2 separate regions of the Homo sapiens genome follow, and region 2 is linked to region 1. Evidence: chromatin loops called from intact Hi-C (ENCODE). Cell type or tissue: body of pancreas. All regions are shown on one strand. Region 1 has its middle 6.0 kb from the start of EHD2. Region 2 overlaps NOP53 (NOP53 ribosome biogenesis factor).

What was found. A loop is a pair of places that touch in the nucleus more often than their neighbours do. Peaks named below come from ENCODE experiments on the same cell type or tissue, not always from the same donor. Only the 100,000 strongest peaks of a DNase experiment are listed, where the experiment ranks them.
Region 2: it touches region 1 in a loop (3-fold over the local background); 75 of 110 quality-filtered maps call a loop at or near these places.

The regions. Positions count from the first base shown.
Region 1 is chr19:47,706,210-47,708,709 of GRCh38, forward strand. No RefSeq gene overlaps it. Among named protein-coding and RNA genes, the nearest start is that of EHD2, 6.0 kb to the right of the region's middle. In body of pancreas, a CTCF peak has its summit at 1,263 (motif pointing left); a DNase peak (open chromatin) is centred at 1,282.
Region 2 is chr19:47,756,086-47,758,585 of GRCh38, forward strand. It overlaps NOP53 (NOP53 ribosome biogenesis factor), which reads left to right. Exons shown (of 13, transcript NM_015710.5): 11 at 443-519; 12 at 603-659; 13 at 914-973. The coding sequence ends at 920. It overlaps NOP53-AS1 (NOP53 antisense RNA 1), which reads right to left. Exons shown (of 3, transcript NR_132382.1): 3 at 951-1,192. Among named protein-coding and RNA genes, the nearest start is that of SNORD23, 1.5 kb to the left of the region's middle. In body of pancreas, no CTCF peak of the experiment used is centred here; a DNase peak (open chromatin) is centred at 1,436; H3K27ac peaks cover 1,544 bases.

The DNA of each region.
Region 1 (2,500 bases):
CAGAGGTTACAGTGAGCCAAGACTGCACCACTGCACTCCAGCCTGGGCAACAGAGTGAGACTCCATCAAAAAAAAAAAAAAGGCAGATTTATGAAATAAAGTAGGAAAATATATTGCAAAGTTGCAATGGGCAACACAGCCAGGGAGAAGCTGACTGCAAGGAAACAAAGGCTTGCTGGGGGTTGTATAGGATGGAGTTGGTTTTTTCATTTGCTTTTTAGATAGAGTCTCGCTCTGTCACCCAGGCTGGAGTGCAGTGGCATGATTTCAGCTCACTGCAACCTCCGCATCTCGGGTTCAAGCAATTCTCCTGCCTCAGCCTCCTGAGTAGCTGGGATTACAGGCACCCATCACCATGCCCAGCTAATTTTTGTATTTTTAGTCGAGATGGGGTTTCACCATGTTGGCCAGGCTGGTCTCGAACTCCTGACCTCAAGTGATCCGTCTGCCTCTGCCTCCCAAAGTGCTGGGATTACAGGCGTGAGCCACCATGCCCGGCATATAGGAGAGTTCATGTTGTGTGCTGAAGAGGGCTTTGTGCAGTACTGATAATGCCAGGGTTACAGTGAGCTCACTTGCAGGTGTCTGGTGATACTTGGGCGCAGGAAGATTGAGTTATTTGTATAGGAGGGCTATGTCCTGGACAGTAAAGAAAGGCAGACCTGTAACTTAGCTGCTTTATCTTTTTGCTTTCCTGCATTCTCAGCAGCCTGACTCTCCCTAATTAGGACTCCGCAAGTGGGCAAGACAGCTGTCAGGCCCTAGTATGCCTTTGTGTGAACTAGAAAAGGGCACCCCTCTCTCCTGGGCCCAGAATTTGAAGAGCAGAGCATGAGCTGGGCTCCAGTCCCCTCTCACCCATTCAGTGAGTGCCTTGTGCAGTGAACAACCTGCCCAACTGCACATCAGGGCCCTCGGGATCAGGTGGGAAGGGAAAGATTCTTTGAGGAGGTGATATTTGAGCAGAGACATGCAGGAAAAGAGGGAGGAAGCCACAGGAGAGCTCTCAGGGAAGAGCATCCAAGGCAGAGGGAACCGCCAGTGCAAAGGCCCTGTGGCAGGAGCCTGCCTGGAGTGTCGAGGAACAGCGAAAAAGCCAATGCGGCTGCAGCCCATAAGTGATGGGGAGAGGTCTGGAGGTGAGGTCCGAGGGGGAACAAAGGGCACCTCATCGTGCGGGACCGTGTCCTCCATGGGGATGATTTCGCTGTTACACTGAGACGGGAGCTTCAGGAGGGCCCTGAGCGAACTTAGGTTCCCCAGCACCCTCTGGTGGCTGTTTGCGGGAATAGACGAGGGGTAAGGGTGGAAACCAAGCGCAGCGAGGAGGCAACTGCTGTGAGTCCAGGTGGGTGGTTGTGGCGGCTGGACCGGGGTGATGCACCCTGTTTCTCTGCAGGCCCCTGGAAGTGTTTTGTTTGTTTATTTTTTGGTTGTTTTTAGGACACAGGGTCTCGGCCCAGCACAGTGGCTTGCTCCTGTAATGCCAGCACTTTGGGAGGCAGAGGCAGGTGGATCACCTAAGGTCAGAAGTTCGAGACTAGCCTGGCCAAAATGTCGAAATCCGGTCTTTACAAAAAAAAAAAAAAAATTAGCTGGGTGTGGTGGTGTGCGTCTGTGATCCCAGCTACTGGGGAGGCTGAGATGAGAGGATTGCTTGAGCCCAGGAGATGGAGGTTGCAGTGAGCTGAGATTGCACCACTGCTTGCACTTCAGCCTGGGCGATACAGCCAGACCTTGTCTTAGAGAGAGAGAGAGGCAGACAGACAGACAGAGAGAGAGAAGGTCTCACTGGGTCACCCAGGCTGGAGTGCAGTGGTGCAATCACAGCTCACTAAAGCCTCGAACTCCTGGGCTCAAAGGATCCTCCTGGCACAGCCTTCTGAGTAGGTGCATACCACCTCACTTGGCTAATTTTTATTGTTTTATTTTTATTTTTTGTAGAGACAGGGGTCTCACTGGCCTATAGCAGTCCTCCCGCATCAGCCTCCCAAAGTGGTGGGATTACAGGCATGAGCCATGGCAATGGGCCCCCTGGGGTTGTATGTGGGTGGGAAATTGATATCTGGGGTCTCAGAGGGATGGACCATCCCCTTTCCTAGCTCTAGAACTACTCCCTCCACGTGTGAAATAAAGCACTATAGGAAAACAGCTGTTTCTTAAAAAAAAAAAAAATTTTGGCTGGGCGGGGTGGCTCATGCCTGTAATCCCAGCACTTTGGGAGGCCGAGGCAGGCGGATCATGAGGTCAGGAGATCGAGACCATCCTAGCTAACACAGTGAAACCCCGTCTCTACTAAAAATACAAAAAAATTAGCCGGGCGTGGTGACTGGTGCCTGTAGTCCCAGCTACTCAGGAGGCTGAGGCAGGAGAATGGTGTGAACCCGGGAGGCGGAGCTTGCAGTGAGCTGAGATCCCACCACTGCACTCCAGCCTAGGTGACAGAGTGAGACTCCGTCTCAAAAAATAGATAAATAATAAATAAATAGATAATTTTTTT
Region 2 (2,500 bases), 50 kb after region 1:
ACCTTCCTGAAGCTCAGAACCAACCCTGTCCCTCCCCTGCTCGGAACCTGCTGTGGCTCCCCAGTGCCCCTGAGGAAGCCCAGCTCCTCTGTCAGCCACACGCCTGGGCCGACCCGGCCGTGGGGCTCCAGCCAGTTGTGCTCATGAGCGGACTGTGCCTTCTCCCTCTGATCCAGCCTTTGCCCTCGCTGTCCCCTTTTCTGTGTCGTCACCAGCCCACTTCCCGTGACTCCTCTAAGCCCAGCTTAGAGATGGCCATAGGTTGGTGGCTGTCATCCCAACACTGAGCCCCAGCAGCTGAGGGCCAGGCTGAGTCCCTGGTGCCCACAGGCTGCCCTGGGGGGAGACTGCATGGGGCTGAGCCCTGCCAGGACCCCGAGGAGAGGTCCAGGCCCTTGGGCTTCTGCCAGGCCCTGCTGAGGCCTCCCTCTCTGTCCTGTAGCCCGAGGGCAACATCCTTCGAGACCGGTTCAAGAGCTTCCAGAGGAGGAATATGATCGAGCCTCGAGAGAGAGCCAAGTAAGGGGCGGCCGGGGCTGCTGTGGGGCGAGGGCATCTGGGATTGGCCCCGGGCACTGATTGCTCCATTGTCCCTGCTCCAGGTTCAAACGCAAGTACAAGGTGAAGCTGGTGGAGAAGCGGGCGTTCCGTGAGATCCAGTGAGTCCACCCGGCTTCGGCGCAAGGAAGGGAGCCCTTCTCCCACCCCGTGGTGCCCACCGAGTCCCAGGGCCCCTTCCAGAGTGTGGCTAGTGGCTGAGCCACACCCCCTTGGCCATGCCCAGAAGAGGCCCTGAAACCAGAGCGGGGTTGGGAGGGTCCCCAAAGGGAAACTGAAAGGCAGGGGGTGTCAGGTCGGCAGGGGGTATGGGGCACCCTCTCACCCACCCTCAGCTCCTTTCCTCTGTCCCCAGGTTGTAGCTGCCATCAGATGCCGGAGACTCGCCCTTCAATAAAAAATCTCTTCTAGCTGATCAGTGGGCTCCACGTGTGGCTTGTGTGCCTCCTGCGGGCGGCTGCTCCCGGGTGCAGACTCTGCGTGTCCCCCCGTGGCGCACAAGCATGTAGGTGCCAGAACTCACCGCCAGAGCCTGGTGAGGGCCTAGGGTGTGTCTGAAGGGGTCATCAGCCGACTGGATCGTGGTCTGTCCAATAGCTGTGAAGCTGGCAGCCCTTCCAAGCCTGGGCAGATCCTAAAAAGACAGCAGGCAGAGGGCGCAGGGCTTATGGCCTGGCCGGAGTTGGGAGGTGAAGCAGAGGGCACAGGGCTTATGGCCTGGCCGGAGGTGGGAGGTGAAGCAGAGGGCGCGGGGCTTATGGCCTGTCTGGAGGTGGGAGGTGAAGCAGAGGTGAGGAGGAGGTTCCCCCACTGGATTCCGACTTGGAGAATAGCCCAGTTCCTTCTGCTGCGGGTGACGTAGCAGCTCTTGCCACACTGATAGAAGGAGTGGTGGCAGCTGACCTCTGCCGATAGAACACCTGCTATCGGGTTTAAGCAGGTGGATTCACTCACTGAACTCACAGCGGCCTAACCAATGAGGGCTGTACTTATTCCCATTTTAAAGGTGAGGAAATAGGGCTGGGCACAGTGGTTCACTCCTGTAATCCCATCACTTTGGGAGGCTGAGGCGGGCAGATCACTTGAGCCCAGGAGTTTGAGACCAGCCTGGGCAACATAGCCATACCCTATCTCTACCAAAAATTCGCCAGTTATGGTGGGATGCAGCTATGGTCGCAGCTACTGGGGAGGCTGAGGTGGGAGGATCACCTGAGCTTGGGAGGTGGAAGCTGCAGTGAGCCATGATCACGCCATTGCACTGCAGCCTGGGTGACAGAGGGAGACCTGTACCAAAAACTTAAGTAACAAAGGTGAGGAAACAGAGGCACATAAAATGAGGTAATTTTCCTCCCTTCTGTGCCTATTTTGAAAACGTTTTTAAAATCTTTACAAGAAACGAAAAACTTATTCTCACTGTAAATCATTGTCAAAACGTGTCTGTCACTGTTGACCTTTGCCCTCCAGTCACATCCACGCCCCTGTTCTGGAGCTGCCTGTCAAGCAGTCACTGCAGTGTGGTTTGAGTGATTATGCTCCCTGTGTGATTCTATTAAATTACATAATCGATTAGCCAGGCATGGTGGTGTGCACCTGTAGTCCCAGCTCCTGGGGAGGCTGAGGTAGGAGAATCGCTTGAACCTGGGAGGTGGAGGCTACAGTGAGCTGAGATTGCGCCACTGCAGTCTCTCCTGGATGACAAAGAGGACCCTGTCTCGACCCCCCCACCCCCCAAAAAACTAACGTAAATTTCACGCATGTACTTGTGAGGATAGAATTGGTTTTTTTTTTTTTTGGTGTCTTAGGATCACACTGTGCGTGATTCTGCAGCTTGCTGTCAGTGCATCTTGGAGGTAATTCTGTGTCTGTACAGAACTGCTTCCTTCTGTTTTGTGGCTGTGTGGAATCCCATTACGAGGGTGTGCCTTGTGTTTCTTAACCAGGC